Linked DNA regions of Homo sapiens: region 2 is linked to region 1. A link is an interaction called in ENCODE POLR2A ChIA-PET data of the cell type or tissue named here. Cell type or tissue: Caco-2. All regions are shown on one strand. Links, peaks and the distances in the headings refer to the core of each region. The heading gives the core; the rest is flanking DNA.

The links. Peaks named below come from ENCODE experiments on the same cell type or tissue, not always from the same donor. Only the 100,000 strongest peaks of a DNase experiment are listed, where the experiment ranks them.
Region 2: POLR2A ChIA-PET joins it to region 1 with 6 read pairs; 2 of 35 experiments call an interaction of 5 or more read pairs at or near these places.

What each region holds. Positions count from the first base shown.
Region 1 is chr15:71,738,620-71,746,484 of GRCh38, forward strand. It overlaps THSD4 (thrombospondin type 1 domain containing 4), which reads left to right. Exons shown (of 18, transcript NM_024817.3): 12 at 6,487-6,616. Among named protein-coding and RNA genes, the nearest start is that of THSD4-AS2, 51 kb to the left of the region's middle. In Caco-2, for the core only: a CTCF peak has its summit at 5,481 (motif pointing right); a DNase peak (open chromatin) is centred at 5,482.
Region 2 is chr15:71,674,380-71,685,044 of GRCh38, forward strand. All of the region lies in intron 8 of THSD4 (thrombospondin type 1 domain containing 4), which reads left to right. Among named protein-coding and RNA genes, the nearest start is that of THSD4-AS2, 12 kb to the right of the region's middle. In Caco-2, for the core only: no CTCF peak of the experiment used is centred there; a DNase peak (open chromatin) is centred at 5,902.

The sequences.
Region 1 (7,865 bases), core at 2,558-7,557:
CCTCCAGCAGAGTCACACAGGGATGCACTTAATTCTCTCAGAAATGGTGTAATTCAGAGGCTGAGAACACATGCCAAGTACTGCCAACCAGAGATGCTCACCCAAGATTTGGTGTCCAGGGTTTTTACTGGGGTCTCTCGTCTAGGTATGCAGCTCCCACATGAGTGACACTAGCTACTCTCCCTTTACCATCCCAGAAGCCAAACCAATACTGCGTGGCCCAAGACCTCAGCATAAAAAAACACTCTTATCAGGTGGCATATTCCAAGGGCTTAGAGGTTCTCTCTCAGGAGCTGGTCAAGGGCCTGTCTTTGGCATGTGCAGGGTTTGAGCAACTCAGGCCTGCTGTGCACATATATTCATTAATAAACGGAATACACTCATGTACTTCAAGATCTAAAATTTAATCTCCAAGTCAGGGTTGTGGAAGACTTACACAAATCCCAGTTGAAACTCATTCTCAAATCTCAGGATTTCAGAAAAAAAAAAAAAAAACAAAACTTTGCAGGCTTGGCGTGTTAGCTGGCTTTTACACTGACCAACACTCACAGCTCCCATACTATCCCGGTAAAATCCCAACCCTGTATTCATTCATTATTCCAACCTGATCAGCTAGGACCACCAGGGACAAACCTGAAGCCCAACAAAGTCAGCTTTATTGACCCCTCACCACAAGGGAGTCCACACACCGGAGGAAGCATGGGGCGTCTCTCCAAACAAAAGAAAAGATAGAGTTGTAGGATTTGGGAGGATACAGTTTAGGTGAAATTTAAATAAAGTAGGGTTGTGATAGGCTGAAAGCAAGACATGGCAGTGTTACAGGGGTCACATCAGGATGATGAAGTGGACCCAGGGTCCCGTTTCCTTGAAAACTCCAAAGTTAAGATACATGTGGAATGTGCTGTCCAGAAACCCTTTATCTGACATTCCATACCAGATTGGAAATCAATGCTGCTTCTGTTTCAAGCTGACTCATTGCAAAGATACACCTATGAACTGTGTAGTTATAATTTCCTTCATATATATGATAATAGCCTCCTGTTTGTAGTAAAGTCCTATTTTATCCCCTGAAACAGCTCTTCTTTGAGGGGAGGTTGCTAAAGAAACAGGAAGGCTGTATCCCCCAGGAATCTCTGCAAACTGGGGAACTGTGTGATGTCCCAGAGCATTGGTTTGGGGTGGTTTTTTTTTTTTGCTTTGCTTTGCTTTGCTTTTTTTTTTTCTTTTCCTTTCTTTTCTTTTCTTTTGATACTGGTATCTAAGAGTACAAAGTTTGGAACCTCTCACAAAATTAGCACACTGAAAAATCTCATGACAGCTTCTAAAGTTTTTATCTTTTTCATAAGAGCATTGGCTTAGTGGCTTTTGAGAATAGAATTTAGGTCTTTGGTTCTTCTTGGGGGCTGGAGCTTTTCCTGCCTGGAACCTCTGCAGTTCCATAATGATTTGGTAACTGGAGTGTTGATTTATAGAGGTTTTATTGTGCAAATTTTATTATGCTTATACTTAATAAATGTGCAAAGAATCTGGACTGCAGATTCATTGGACCAACTTCTTTTATATACTTTGTGAGGAAAAATTAAATGCATATAAAATATGTCTTGACAGAGTCAGAAAGCTAGAAATATTTTTGCATTAAGGCCAAAACCATTTTGGTGAGACTCTGTGATATTATAGAGGTAAGCAGTATGTAACATAATTGATATAGGAACCCGAAATCAAAATGTATTATTATTGAAATATTCTACCTTTAGGTAATGTGTGATGCCCATCAAAGGAACCAGATACACTCAGAACTAGGTGAAAATAGGGAAAGTCATAAAAAGGATGAAAGCTGTCACTGCGTGGTTTTCAACAAAGGGTGCCATGTGGAGAAGATTCTCTTTCACCCTGTCCGGAGCCCATAGGCCTTGTGTTGTGAGCAGGATGAGATGAGGGCAAATGCATGTGCTGGTTCCCTGTGTCTCCTCCAGACGCTCCCACGGTCTCTCTAATGGAGCAAACTCATAACCAAATGTTCCAGTTTTTGCCCCCACAACCCATCCGCACGCTGTGTCATCCACACTGAGGTATGGAGTTGAAATTTAAAGAAAGCAAGGTTTTGATAGACTGAAGGCAAAACATAACTGTTACTACCTCACTATATGCTAGTATCCCTCCTTTACGACACTCTGGTATCTGGCCAGCAAAGTCCTGCTCGTACTCCAAGCTCTGAGACCACCTCTTCTGCAAAGCCTTCCTGATTCTGCAAAGAACAGGTAGGCATTTCATCCTTGGGACCTCACAGCAATTCAGGACACATTTCTGTCCCAGCCCTGCTTGGCTTGGCTGTCTCCATGAATATACACTTTGCAACTTCTGCACCAGGCATCATACCAAGCACACAGTAGGCACTCCTGTGTTTTTTGAATAAGTGACTATATCATCACCACATTTCAAATGCGGAATATATGAGCTACTAGAAAAGACATAAGGGTAGATTTTACATCTTTATTGTATCCTAGATATACAAGTCTATTACTGCCTTTTCCCATGTTCTGTCAACATAGCATAAAGAATGTGGATTTACCTGTTAGAAATTGAATAAGCGGCCGGGCATGGTGGCTCATACCTGTAATCGAAGCATTTTGGGAGGCCAAGGCAGGTGTATCACTTGAGGTCAGGAGTTCAAGAGCAGCCTGGCCAACGTGGCAAAAAACCCTGTCCTCACCAAAAATACAAAAATTATCTGGGCATGGTGATGCATGCATGTAATCCCAGCTACTCGGGAGGCTGAGGCAGGACAATTGCTTGAACCCAGGAGGCGGAGGTTGCAATGAGCCAAGATCATGCCACTGCACTCCAGCCTGGGCAACAGAGCAAGACTCCGTCTCAAAACAAAACAAAACAAAACAAAAAAACTGAACAATCTCTTTCTCTAGATTTCCATATGATTTTGTTTAATCTTCTGTCCTTTGCATTGCAGAAACACACACACAGAAATTCACAAGAGTGTGAGGTATGGGACTGAGCATGCACAGGACCCATTTTCAATATTTAGCCCATATACACCCATGTGTGCATGTACACACACACACACACACACACACACACACACACACACACACACTCGGCATCTGCCACTCAGAATGTCTGAGGCGACATGTCTAGCTCTTCTTTACCCAGTAAATGGCACCAGTTCTCAGGCCCAAGAGATACTGAAGAGGTGCCTTGGAAATAAAGCAAACCTAGGGATGTGTTGTTTCTCATCCCTCCCTTCTCTGGCAATCCTAGTTCCTTTTTCTTTCAAGTGACAAGTGGCAGCGGCCCGTGGAGGCCTCTCCTTTGCTCTGTCCCAGGCGGTGATGGCACCAGACATGCAGGGTAGGTGAGGCAATGCGGAGGCACAGATGCAGAGCACATCTAATGGTCGTCAGCAGTCATGGCAAGTGACCAGGAAATCCCAAGCCTCCCGGCATTGTCCAAGTCACTTATGCACAGAATAAGTCTGTTCCCCTTGTGATCCCATTGTGTATTTTCTCACATACCCTCGCCTAAACCCTTCTCCAGTCCTCCCTGGTGGAGCTAACCACACCACACAGTTCTGTGCTTTTCATGGTCAAATTTCCCTTTGTCTAAGTGCTTCCAGCATCATGATATCACCATCTCAGGGAAGGGCCCTGTTGCTGGCATCCAAGAGTGGTCCATACTCACACAGCCATTGATCAGGCCTCTGTCAAACTCTTGGCTTGTTTCATTTGATTCCTAGAGTTCCAAGTCTAAAGTCATTTACTTTTTTCTTGCTCTTTATTTTGTCTCTCTTCCATAATGTCCCACTGACCTCTACACTAGCCCCTGAATTCACTGACCTCATTTATTATCTGCTAATTACCTGTGTACAGTTCCCCCCTTCAACATGACATATTTCTATTTTGATCAACATGTCCGCATATAAGGCAACCGAACTGATCTCGAATAGTTTTCCTGCTGCCTGAAGCCCAGCCAGTGCCTGACCTCACCACCTTGTTCCTGCTTGCTAGCAAATAGAGGAATAATTGAATTGCAATCTTGAACAATGGGAGGTGGCCAGGTGCTGTCTCCCTTTCTAAATATATTAAAACTGACCCAAAGAAGGAAACCACTGCGGTCACTAGACTCAAGAGTTGTAGATATGGGTCAGGCGCCGTGGCTTATGCCTGTAATCCCAGTACTTTGGGAGGCCGAGGTGGGCAAATCACCTGAGGTCAGGAGTTTAAGACAAGCCTGGACAACACGGCAAAACCCCATCTCTACTAAAAATACAAAAATCAGCCAGGCGCAGTGGCAGGCACCTGTAATCCCAGCTACTTGAGAGGCTGAAGCAGGAGAATCACTTGAACCCGGGAGGTGGAGGTTGTGGTGAGCAGAGATCGTGCCACTTCACTCCAGCCTGGGTGACAGAGCTAAACTCTGTCTCAAAAAAAATAAAAAAAGATTTGTAGATCTGGCATTTTCCCACCTTCAGAGAGCCAGAGGGCCTCTGAGTTCATTTCCGTGGAGCTGGACCATGGACAATGTCCATAAACGCCGTAAAATGTCAAGGGAAGACAAGCAGTGGCCAGGTGCTGGACAACCCCAGCAGGACCCATCTTCCCAAGACACAGAGCATTCCTATGGGAGCCTGTATCCTTTTGATTAAAAAAATTTGATTTCTCCCTTATTTGAGTGCCAAGTGGTTGAGATAGTTCCTTTTGCTTTCCTATCCACAAACATCTAAGTGGAAAAGCTAAACCCGCATGGTCTGAAGGAAAAGGAATAGGCTAAATAAGATCTTTACTTAATCCCTTAATAGCCGGGTCCCACTGCAAGCTGTGAACCATGTATTCACCTTTATAACTGCACAGTGTACTTAATGTTTGTTGAATTTAATTAAAAATCTGTTCTATTTAATGGAAGGAGATCTGTAGCTGGACAAACTTTAATTCCACAAAAGTTCTTTGCATCCCATTAACTTTACAGTCAGTACTGCCTTTTACTCAGCCAATAATTGTGCTTAATTGGAACGTTATTTTAAATAATGGTCTCAAGTTATAGCCACACTGTAAATTTTTACTACCAGGGTAATTTAAACAAATGATCGTTTCAGATTCAACACTGTCTTGCAAACTGTCAAGTTTCTTACTACCCTCTGGGTCAGTGTGTCATACAAGATGAGCTTGAAAAACCACTGAAACACTTTCATGACTGATGAAATATTAAGATGTTTATGTTAAAAGATAGCCCCTATGTTGCAGTTAAAATTGTAAGGAGTTGGAACTTCAGAAAATATGAATGCCTGGCCAATTAGCAACAGAGATAAGACAGAGTTGTAGAATAAAGTATAGTGTTCTTCCCGGCAGGAGTTGTATACTGGCCTGGACTGTGGGGAAGACAGTTATTTGTGAAGAAGCATCTTCCCGTGGTTGGTTCAGGTTCAGGGGTTACATTTCTCACGTTATAAACGTCCATTAATAATAGCTCAGTGTTGCCACCAGGTGGCAGCAGAGAAAGGAAGGCAGAATTGAATCAGCTTTTTTTTTTTTTTTTTTTTTTTTAATTGACACCTAGACATTCCATTTAACAAATTCTGGCTTTTTATCGAAAATAGATGTATCCTTATTAATCCAATGAAAGTAAAACAAAAAACCTAAAACAGTTATAAACATTCATTCAACACCATTCAAACATTCATTCAACACGGTCATTTATTGAGCCCCTGCTACTCTCCTAGGTACTGGGGCTACAGAGATTAAGAAGTAGCCCTGTCCCTCAGAAGCTCACGGTCTCATGGGAAGTAGACAAATGCTCAGATCACTGAAATACCATTGGATGGGTACTTTATTAGAAGAACATGAAAGACGCTTGCCAAAGGGGGAGGCAGCTGCTCTTCCGCCCTTTCTTGAATCTTCTACTTCTGTGCTTCAACCTATCCCTTAAATGTACCTGGTGTAGCAGGCTAGTTTGTCAGGCAGGTACTTTCATTCCAGTTTAATGACCTAGACAGCCTCCTCCCTCCAAAATATACATGCACATATCTACCCAAACCCAATTCTTTCTCTAGAACGAAGCTTGGCCCATTTAGGACACTTTCTCTTTGACGCTTCCAGAGAACTTTAGAAAAGTTACTATTTGTGTTCCTTCTATAATCATTCCCCTGCCTAGGGAATCTCTCTTTTGTTATCTTGAACTATAATGAAGATGCTTTGTATCTGCCTTTGAGCATATTTAGACCGTGTCCACAAATAGATTATTGATTCCTTTTAGGGCAGGCTCTTCTTTGCACCCCCACAGTTCCTAGCAAAGACCTGTGAGGTAGGTGTGTGTAAACCCTCAAATGAAGGGGGAGCGTAAGTGTGCATGCATGTGTGAATTGTCCTCACTGTTTCTGTGCCCTCTCTTCATCAGCACCCGAATCTCTGTGCATCTCCACCCATAGCCCAGCTTTCCAGTGTGTGGGACTGTCCTTCAGACATTCTCCTGTTGTTGCAGGATCGCAGTACCCTATTTTCCGCTGTGTGCACAGAAGCACTCATGAAGAGGCTCCTGAGAGTTACTGTGACTCCAGCATGAAGCCGACCCCCGAGGAGGAGCCCTGCAACATCTTCCCTTGCCCAGCCTTGTAAGAAGGCCCCTCCATTTAGGTCGCCTATTACCGGGTCACTTCAGGTCACTTATGCACAGGACCTTAGGAACAGATATAAGTCAGTCTAAATCTGAGTTAGAAATACAAGACTTGGACCATGCATAAAATGCAGTCTGTTTAGCAGGCACACCTGTCTTTCAGGATGAACTCAGGAGCTGATAGCCTTTAGCAAGTCAACCCACTTCTGGGAAGCCCACCCTTGACAAAGCTGGAGCAATTAGGTTTGAGCCTGGTAAGGAAAACAAAGGAGGAAGCAAAAAACGAGAAGCCAGTGTAGTTGGTGTCGTAGGTGAGCTGTTCACAGAGAGAGGATAATGCAAGTCACAAAAACATCAGCCTGGAGAGGCCAAGAAAAGTGTCTCGGGAGAGGTCTTGAACTGTTTCGGTTTTTTGGTTTTGTTTTTGTTTTTATGGCAGAGTCTAGCTCTGTTGCCCAGGCCAGATTGCAGTGGCACGATCTCAGCAAACTCCGCCTCCTGGATTCAAGCAATTCTCCTGCATCAGCCTCCCGAGTAGCTGGGACTACAGGTGCACATTACCACGCCTGGCTAATTTTTGTATTTTTTGTAGGGACAGGGTTTTGCCATGTTGGCCAGGCTGGTCTTGAACTCCTGAGCACTAATGGTCTGCCCACCTCAGCCTCCCAAAGTGCTGGGATTACGGGCGTGAGCCACTGCGCCTGGCCTTGAACTGGTTATTGAATGATAAATGGGACACTTGAAGAAGAACAAGGGGAAAGGGCCCTAAAAGGGTCAAAACCTAATTTGCAGAGTAATAAAAATATAATTCTCATCCAAGTATATGGTGAGCATGGGCTGATGTCTCATTTAACTAATAACAGAGCAGATGACAGAGGAGGGTTTGCAAAACTGATACGGGAATTGTTAATGAAAAATAATGCTAGAATAAGATTCCTAAGTTAGTAGCAAAAATGAGTTAATGATCTACAGTGTAATAAAACTAACCTTTGGAGGTTTTTTTTTTAATTAGATAAAAATCATTTGTACGTTTTCAGTTTTCTATAACTTTTCATAGAATCTGGGCCCTAATCACTGGTAAATAGCATGTCAAGTGTCAGGCAAATTTATCTGCCTTTACAGAGTCAGATGACCCTTAGGCAGACTTTTTCTTTTTCTTTTTCTTTTCTTTTTTTGAGACAGGGTCCTACTCCATTGCCCAGGCTGGAGTGCAGTGGCACAATCATGGCTCACTGCAGCCTCAATCT
Region 2 (10,665 bases), core at 3,144-8,143, 64 kb before region 1:
TTACAATGTCATAGAACTATTACCTTTAAATGAGAAAATGTAGGTAAAATACCCTGCATGTCAACCCTATTAGTTCCCATATCTCCCTGGATCAGTGCTTTTCACCCTGGCTGCACATTGCACTCATGGGAGGCATGCTGTGTGAGGCATGTTTGAACTATGCTGATGCCTGAGTCCCACCTGCATGTTTAATTGGTCAGGGGCACAGCCTGACAGCCTGGACTTCAGGATTTTTTTTTAAACTTTAAAGGTGATTGCAATGTCCTTTCAGGATAAAAGGCCTTTTCCCTATGTCAGTAGGTGTCAACTAGGGACTATTCTGCACCCGCTCCCCATACATTTGGCAATGGCTGGAGGCATTTCGATTGTTACAGTGAGGGCAGAGAAGGGGGGAGGCGGGTGCTGCTGGCATCTGTCGATAGAGGCCAGGGATGCTGCTGAACCTTCCACAGTGCACAGGGCGGCTCCCACAGTGAAGAATTATTCAGCTCTAAACCTCAGTGGTGCTGAAGTAAGAAACCCTGGCCTGTTTGATCACTAAGATCCCTTTCAGTGCTGAAGTTTTGTAGGCCACTTATTTCAGAATGATATTTTTAAAATAACAATAAATATCTAAGGTTTTCTTTGAATGACCGTTTTATGTACCATTAAGTTCACATTCATCAGCTCACTCTGAATCCTTAGCTTCCAATCCAATCCCCCTCCTTTGGTTTACTTTCCAGATTTCACTCAGTTCTTGGTAGTGGGCCCCTAGATTGCTTATCTCTGAACAGCTGTGAGGCAGCCCCAACAACAGAAGTACCATCTTAAAATGCCCTTTTATAGCCAGCCCTGTGGTGTTTGGAGTCCTTTCTTGCTTTCTTAATACATGGCAGAAGAATAAAGGACAGAAAAAAAAGAAAAGCAAAGAAAGTCAGTTTTTCTTTGGATTCTCATAGAACTCTGATCATCTCTCCAGCTCGGTACTTAAATATATTTTACTGTAGTTTATCTGTTTACATGTCTGTGCTCTTCCCGGTGAGGCCGTGCAATCCTTGAAGACAAACAGGCCAGCCTTAGACAGTCTTCTCTGGAGTACACACCATGAGCCAGGAACTGTGCTCAGTGGTGTGGATACAGAAATAAAGGTCGTGCTGGCTCTCCTGAGGCCCATGCATGGTGTGCAGCCCGTGTGGGGGTTCTGTGCTCAGACATCTTAGCCCCTCTTGATCATGAGACCTCGCTCGTGGTACTGGAGTCATATTACTACTCACTAGATGCTTGGAATCCTGGGTCTCCCACCTCCTTCATCTAACCCTCACAACACTCACACAAGGTGGGAACTAATGTCATCATCTGCATTTTATAGTTGAGGGACCTGCCTGTGGTAAACAATTTGTGAGGGGTGGAGTCAGGACTTGAACCTGGGCACAGGCCTCACTTATGACCTTCCCTGCATGTTTATGACCATGGCCATTTGCAAGAAAAATATGGCAGGGTGGGGTGGTATTTGTGTCTTCTCACTTCCCAGCCACTGGAAGAAAGACATGTTCCACTGAATTCCTTGCAGCCATCTTGCACCCTCCTCACTGTTCCATCCCTGTCCCCACTGCTACCTCAAACTTGATTACAATCATGCATCCCATGCTCTCTTTGGGAATCCTTGGGCTAAATCTCCATAGTTATTATCTTAGTCACTAGACTTGCACCATCTTGCCTCAGCAGACCTTCTGGAACTAGCTTTTAAAAGAGTATCCAGCTCTTAAAAAGAGTAGAACATTTTAGAGAAATAAAACATCAAGTGTGTGTTTTTTCTTTTTTTATTGTGGTAAAATATATATAAACATAACATTTATCATTTTAATGATGTTAAGTGTATAATTCAGTGGCATTAAGTACATTCACTGCTATCACCACGATCCATTTTCAGAATTTTTTTTTGAGACGGAGTCTCGCTGTGTCGCCCAGGTTGGAGTGCGGTGGCACGATCTCAGCTCACTGCAACCTCTGCCTCCCGGGTTCAAGCGATTCTCCTGCCTCAGCCTCTTAAGTAGATGGGACTACAGGCATGCACCACCATGCCTGGCTAATTTTTGTATTTTTAGTAGAGACAGGGTTTTACCATGTTGGCCAGGATGGTCTCAATCTCTTGACCTCGTGATCTGCCCACCTCGGCCTCCCAAAGTGCTGGGATTACAGGTGTGAGCTACTGCGCCCAGCCTCAGAATATTTTCTTATCCCAAAAGCTGTACTCAGTAAACAATAGCCCCCTTCTTTCCCCGTCCTCCAAGCCCCTGGTAACTTCAACTCTCTGCCTCATGCACTGACCTATTCTAGGAACCTCATACAAGTAGAATCACACAGTATCTGTCCTTTTGTGTCTGGCTTATTTCACTTAGCATAATGTTTTCAAGATTCATCCCTGTGGTAATATGCACCAGAATTTCATTTCTTTTTTATGTATATGCCACATTTTGTTTATCCATTCATCTGTTGATGGGCACCTGGGCTGTTTCTCTCTTTTGGTTATTGTGAATAATGCGCTATGAACATTGGCATACAACTACCTGTTTGAGTCACTACTTCCAATTCTTTTGGGTATATACCTAGGAGTGGAATTGATGAGTCATATGGTAACTCTATATTTAACTTTTTGAGAAACTGCCAAACTGCTGTCTACAGCAACTGCCCCATTTTATCTTCCAACCAGAGTTTCAATGTCTCCACATTCTCGCCAACACTTCAAGTGTGTTTTTGAAAGAGTATTTAAGCATGTGATATAATAGGCACCAATGGTCAGCTCTGAGGCATCAGGACAAGATGCTGCGCTGGGCTTTGTTACCTGCTGCAGGTCATGGCAGCCCCTGGAGACGATTAAGTCACAAACAACTCAAAGTGATATCCTGACTCTTGGCTGAATGTTCCTCGTCAATGCTGGTAGATGAGGAAAGTGATCATTGAGTATTTGTTTTTTATTTGGACTCAGTTCTTGCCTTTTCTTCACCAAAAGCTTTTATGACTCTTGTCCAGAACCAAATATTCACAAAACAAAGATTCCATGCCAAAGAGACTGTGCCCTCTTGCTGTGATTTGGAAAGATGCTGTTGTTTGTTTTAGCACTCCTGGACTTACTTTTGGATTACATACTTTCCACATGGTGTCTGACAGCGCACCTCCCTTTGATTTAGGACAGCTCTGATGTCCTTGCATCTGTTTACAGGGACTTTCTTTTCACTTTCAGAGTCCTTTGCCTTGAAAAGCTTTCAGATATGCTGGAACGAAAGGAAATCAACTCTGCCCCACCCCCTTCTGCTGATTGTTTCACATTTTCTGCTTTGTATTGATAGTTAGCACCTAGCTACCCTGGAAATGTGAGACTGAGTTTTCCTGTTTGTACATGGATTTGTCTTTCATTTTCTGGGGAAATAGTTAAGCTGTGGTTTGTTTTTGCTTTTAATTGTATCGTCTGTCTCAGAAATATGCAAAATGCCCACACCTGTTTTCCTACACTTAATGTGATACTTTCCTCAAATGCAGGAAACAGTTGCTGAGCTGGCTGAGTCTTGAATTTTTATGGAAGTGATTTGACACCGCTATCCTTGCATGAGGAATAACATTGTCTCCTAGCCCACTCTAGGCAGCAGCGCCTAAGGACAGCATCTTCAGCAGGGCTGTTAATCGCTCCCAGGTCTCCTATCTGGATTAGGATAATAGCTGAGAATCCATTATCTGCAAGTCCAATGTGGTTAACACTGTCCCTAGATCCGCCTATTCCCTAACCCACTTGGAAGTGCATTTAAATCTTCCCTGTTTGAATCAAAGTCTTGCTTTTTTGTGATATGTTAGATCACTGAGCTACCACATTAGGGAACTAATACAAGCTAAGCCCCAAGAAGAGATATCTAAGGTTTAAACAACGTTTAATAAATATAGTTGACTTAATGAAAGAGAAGTGACTCCTGAGAAAAACAGTAATCTTGAAGATTTCTTAACCAACAGCTGGGGATGACCCACCCTTTGCTTCTCCATGGTTACTGCTCTCACTGGGAGCCTCTCTTCCTTCCTCGTGAGCATCAGAGCTTCAGAAATGTGAAACCTGCCTTCTAAGATTGCCCTCTTCTCTCTTCAGGCCTTACTTTCCCATGGAAGAAGTTGAGCACCCTTTCCCCTTTTTTATTAAGCAGAACTCTAGGCACATTGTGCTCTTCTTCTAAACCTTGAAGTCTTGCAGATAAGTCACTGAAGGGGTGGTCTTTGAAGATAAGCCTCCTTTCTCCCTCTCATCATGAACCGCCTTTATTAGCTTTGCTCTGGCTGTTTTAGCATCAACAGCTTTAAGAATAACTTTTGGCATCTCCTGACTCTACCCTACTCTGTCCCCAAGCCAGACACTATTCTCTGAATTAGAAACCATATAAATGTCAGCATGGGAAAGACTCACTCCTTCTGTCTGAATTCTGAATCAATATTCATGTTCTTCCTTGGAAAATGTACTTTCACATAGCCCCACCCTTTAACTTTCTTTGTGGCCTTATAGTCACGCCTATATTTGTTATGCTTTGGGGGCAGAATTTGTCTCATTGATCAATATTTATTTTTCCCTTTATTATCTAGTGTTTAGTGTGAATCAGGACTGATTTTCTTTCTTTGATTAAAGAAAACATTGCTCTTTGTCTGAATTGATATTCCTGCAAGATAATTAAACATTTCAATGGATATCTGTAAGCACCTACTGTGTACAATATATTATGAAGAGAAAGAGTTGAACGATACATGGCCCCTTCCCTGAAAGGCATTTACTGTCCATTTGGAAATCCTTTGATGACTTTGAAAAGAGACCCAGTGCTATGGGAGTGCAAAGGATGGAGAAATTAACTCTAATAGGATAATCAGAGGAGGCACCTGGGGGAGGTGGTATTTAAACTGGGCTTGTAGAGCAGGGGCTGGCAACCTTTTTTTTGGAAAGACCATATAGTAAATATCTTGGGCTTTGCAGGCCATTTGGCCTCTGTTACAGCTACTCAGCTGCACAGTGAGAAAGCAGCATAGACAATATGTGAATGAATGGGGGTGCCTATGCTCCAATAAAATACGATATACCAAAAAAGCCAGCCGCCAAGTTTAGCCCTCATGCTGTGGTTTGCCCACCCTTGTTTTGGTGGATGGATAGGCTTTTCTCAGAAGAAATAGGGAAAGAGCATTTCAATCTGAAGAAGCAGCACAAGCTAAGGTACAGAGAAGGAAGAATGTGAGGCATGTTCTGGACTTAGTCACTTATGAAATAAGTGAGGGTGACCTTGACATTTGAGACTGCAAATACAGGGTATAGCTAGGCCTGTTTCATCCTGAACCACATCCTTTGTATTAAATCTGAAGATGCTCGGCTGGAGAAGAGTTGTGACAGGGTCCTGCCTCTGCTCTGCAGACAGTTTGGGGCAGTTGTAGAGGAGGAGGGGGAGCGGCTGCTGTAAAAAGGCCTGGCCTATAGGAAGAGTCTGAGGCAGGGGAAGTGACTAATAACAAGGATACTGCTATGTCAGTGGGCTCTGTGATTCCAAACAGTAAATTTGACCGTGTTAGAAAACCAGAGTTTTTGCGTGTGTTTTTAATCAGTGACTGTAGGTTGAGCACCTTATGATAGAAGAACGTAATACACACCACAGTATTGCTACATCAGGGAGTGATAAACTGCACTTGGAAACTTGAGATGATCTGGAGCAAATCAGAGTAGAAAAGACGGATAAATAATTTTGGGAGTTGGAAATTTAGGTAATCAGTCCTCTTTAAAAAGAGGGGAGTGGTTGCATTTGAGATAAGCTAAATCCCTTCCCTTGTCTCTAAAGCAGTACTTTTGAAACCTAGTCCAGCCTTTCCTGTCTTTCCTGTTTTGTTGGTAAGTTCTGGGAACACCAAGGTTCTCTAAGCCTTCTCCCATACAAAGGTCCCAATCCAAACAGCAGGTTCTCAGCAGGCAGCATAGATCCTGTCCTACATGAATGCTTTCAGTTGAATTCCTTGATTTTTAATTATCCCTAACAAATCACATATTTGCCAAGTTTTTAGAATTGCTGCGAGAAGACCAATATTAACCTGTAAGATAATTTCTGTTGGTAGGGTAAAAATTTGTTGATCAGAGAAAAAGGATTTAATCAACTGCATTAAGATTTCTTGTAAATAAATACTCCACATCATTGCTAGGTCCTCCTTAACTTACAAAATCGTGCATGGCTAGGACTCACTTGGAATTTTAAGAAAAATTTGAATTATCAGTTTCACTGGCCAAAGGACCCAAAGTACTGTCTCAAACATTTCAGTATGAGCAGAATTGTGCAAGTTAAGAGTTCTACTCTCAGCCACGCAGCTTTCTGGCTCTATAGCCTTCAGTCAGTTACCTGACCTCTCCGTATGTCATTTTCTTTACCTGTAAGATGAATTGACAATAATATTTATCTCATAGGGTTATTGGGAAGGTTAAATAAGGTAAAACAGGTAAAGCATCTAGCACAATGACTGGCACAAAATACTTATTCAATAAACATCAGATGTCATTACTAGTAATTTTTTTTTTTTTTTTTTTTGAGATGGAATCTCACTCTGTTGCTCAGGCTGGAGTGCAGTGCCATGATCTCAGCTCACTGCAACCTCTTCCTCCCAGGTTCAAGCAATTCTCCTGTCCCAGCCTCCTGAGTAGCTGGATTACAGGCATGTGCCACCATGCCCAGTTAATTTTTGTATTTTAGTAGAGACAGTGTCACCATGTGGGCTAGGGTGGTCTTGAACCCCTGACCTCAAGTGATCCACCTGCCTTGGCCTCCCAAAGTGCTGGGATTACAGGCATGAGCCACTGCTCCCGGCCCTACTATGGTATTTTAATTGTTGCTACTGTTATACAAATTAGTCCAGGATTATATGGTTAGAGATCCACATAATTGTGCTTTGAGACTTTGTCTAGACAATAAATACCTTTCCAAAAGCAAAAGACAATTTTTTTCTAGACTTATCAAGCCAACAATCAGTATCAAAAGTTTACGTGGCACACTGGGCGTGGTGGCTCATGCCTGTAATTCCAGCACTTTGGGAGGCCAAGGCAGGTGGATCACCTGAGGTCAGGCGTTCCAGACCAGCCTGGCCAACATGGGGAAATCCTATCTCCACTAAAAATACAAAAATTATCAGAGTGTGGTGGCGAGCCTATAATCCCAGCTACTCGGGAGGCTGGGGCGGCAGAATCGATTGAACCGGGGGGGTGGAGGTTGCAGTGAGCCAAGATGGTTCCACTTAACTCTAGCCTGGGCAAAAGAGTGAAACTTCGTCTCAAAAAAAAAAAAAAAAAAGTTTTACATGGCACATGCCTTTATAACTAACTGATAGTGAACTAAGATCAAGCACCGTTTGAGTTGTATCCAGTAAATATGGTGTCCCCTAACTCAGCTCATTGGCTTGAGGTGGTACCAAGATGTTCATGGGGGCAAACGGAAGTTGATCAACACTTGTATTTCAGACCTAGGCAAGTATGAGGATTGGGCTATTAGATGTTCCTCTTTTAATATGAATACTGACTTACTATTCTCTGATGTGTTGGTCTTTAAAATGTTCAGCTGTGCCTCAGAGAACAGTGAAATTTCTGCTGTCAGCATGTGAGGGTCATGGGCACGGTCTCTCAGTACCATTCAGCATGGGGACCCTTGGAGCCCCTGTGAAATCCGACCCCCCCTGGAAAGGATGAAGACATAGTTCAACCCAAGGTCTTTATGGACCTGCTGAATTCATTACAATTAAGTAAGTTAAACTTTCATCACAGACTTTATCCCCTCTTCTCAAAGCACAAGTGAAAAAGAGATACCTGTTTAAGTGCCAAAAGCCTATTGTCTGGCCAGAGCCATTGGCTGGCTTAGCACTTACTTATTTGTTGGATAAGCTTTTTATTGAAATGCTAAGTATAAATACACAGGAAAAGTTCTCTATTCAAAACTATAAGTACAGCTTGATGAATTTTCACAAAGTGAACACAGTCACGTCACTAGTACTCAGATGAAGAAATAGAACTTGATCAGCTCCCAGAAGCCCCTTCCAGTGTCCCCTCTCTGTCACTAACCTCCCCACCGCAGAAAGAACCACTACCGTGATTGTTCACACCATACATTAGTTTTTGTCTGTTTTTAGAAAAACCTTATATAAATGGAATAATACAGCATATACTGTTTTGTATCTGGCTTTTTTTTTTTTTTTCTCAACATTTTTAACATTTACCTTGGAGTAGAGTATAAAATGAGAAGGTAGATTTCTTCCTAATGTTTAGCCAATTTTACAAACCAATTTGTTGAGTGGTTCATTTATTTAACATTGGAATGTGTAGAATGTGCTAAGTCACATACTTACCATTTATTGTATTCCATTTATCTGTCAAATAATTTCTGTACCACACAGAGTATTTTGGTTATCATAGCTTTAAAATGTGATTTAGTATCTGGCATGGCAATTCTTCCCTCTTTTGCTACTTTCTTTCTTTCTTTCTTTCTTTCTTTCTTTCTTTCTTTCTTTCTTTCTTTCTTCTTCTTCTTCTTTTTTTTTTTTTTTTTTTGAGTCGAGGTCTCACTCTTTGCCCAGTCTGGAGTGCAGTGGTGCAATCATGGCTCACTGCAGCCTCAACCCCCCTGGGCTCAAGAGATCCTCCTACCTCAGCCTCCCAAGTAGCGGGAACTACAGACTCACACCACCATGCCTGGCCGATTTTTGTATTTTTTGTAGAGACAGGGTTTCACCATATTGGCCAGGCTGGCCTCGAACTCCTGGACTATAGTAATCTGCCTACCTTGACCTCCCAAAGTGCTAGGATTACAGGTGTGAGCCATCGCACCCAGCCTTGCTTCTTTTCAATAACAATTTTCAGACAGTCTAGCATTATTCCAGGTGAATTTTTGAAACCATTTTGTCATATGTAAGGAAAAAAAAAATCCTATGGGTGTTTGCACGCAATTATGTTAAATTCATTCAATAAACATGTACTGAGTCCTTACTGTGTGCCGGGTGGAATTCTGGGTACTGGGAATACTCAGAAAAGGGCACACCAGCCCTGATGGCATTTACAAAATTCTACCGGGGAAACTGGAGACGAAAGAACAAAAAGGTAATTTCAGATGATGAGACATGCTATAAAAAATAAAACAGGGGAAGAGGAGAATGAGTGCTGGCTGGAAGAGCAGGCTGCTATTTGAGTTAGGTTGTCAATGTCTTAAGGAATGTGATCCTTGAATTCCAACCTGATTCATGCCCAGAGTGTATTAGATCTATAAATTCATTTGGGAGGAGTAGACATGGTTAAAATGTTCAGTCTGGCCAGGCTCAGTGGCTTACACCTGTAATCCCAGCACTTTGGGAGGCCGAGCCGAACGGCCTACTTGAGGTCAGGAGTTTGAGAACAACCTGGCCAACAGGTGAAACCCCATCTGTACTAAAAATACAAAAATTTAGCTGGGCATGGTGGGAGGTGCCCATAGTCCCAGCTACTCAGGAGGTTGAGGCATGAGAATCACTTGAACCCAGGAGGCAAGGTTGCAGTGAGCCAAGATCACACCACTGCACTCTAGCCTGGACGACAGAGCAAGACTCCATCTCAAAACAGCAACAAAACCATTCAGTCTAAGAACATAGCATTTATTACCGTTTATTCAAATAGCTTACATCTGCCAGTGAAGTTTTGTTATTTTCCATATAAATTCTCTGCATTCCTTGTAAAGATTCATCATAGGTATTTAATTGCATTTTGCTGTGGTATGATGATGATGACAAAGAATGGAATCTGTTCCTTTTTATCTCTAAAATTCTTATCAATATACAGAAAAGTTATGGGTTTTTTTATATTTACCTCTATCTGGTAATTTCGTTGCGCTTTTATAAATTCTGAGTAATTTGAGTTGATTCTCATCGTTTTCTAGTGATATAATCATACCATATAGAAATAATTATAATATTGCCTCCTCCTTTCCAATAGTAATTACTCTGAATAGCAGACATCCTTAACCTATCTCTGATTTTAATGTGAATGCTCCTAATTTTTACTAGCAAGGAAAATGGATGTATGCTCAATAAATATTTTAATTGAATATATGATTACATGCTCATCATTGGGGTAAGAAAGTCTATTTCTAATCTTGTAATCTTTTTTTTTTTTTACCAGGATGAGTTTTAAATGACATTTTGGCACCTACTTACGTTATTTTTTCTTTAAAGTTTTCTATATTATCCTTGAATTCCTGGATTATACCCTGTTTCATCTTGCTGAATGGTTTTTTTAATGTTCTGTTGAATTCAATTTGCTAGGACCTTATTTGGGATTTTTAAAATCTGTATTCCGAAGTGAGATTGGCCTATTGTTTTCATTTTGTGCTACCTCTCTGAGGTGGAGGTTAGGTTAGTGTTCCAATTTTTATGTGCTCTGGAAAAGCTTATATAATAATCTGTTCCTTCAGATTTTTATAAAAACTCACCAATAAAAAACATCTGGCACTAGAATATTTTTGGAAGAAATTACTGCTAACTTGTAACAATTCTTCTATGGCTGTGAGTCTACTATGTTTTCTTGTTCATCTTAAATCAAGCTGGTAATTTTTTAATGTATCTTTTTCATGGAGAATTTCAAATGTAGTATAGAATTACATATCAAATTCACTTTTAATTTCAGCATCA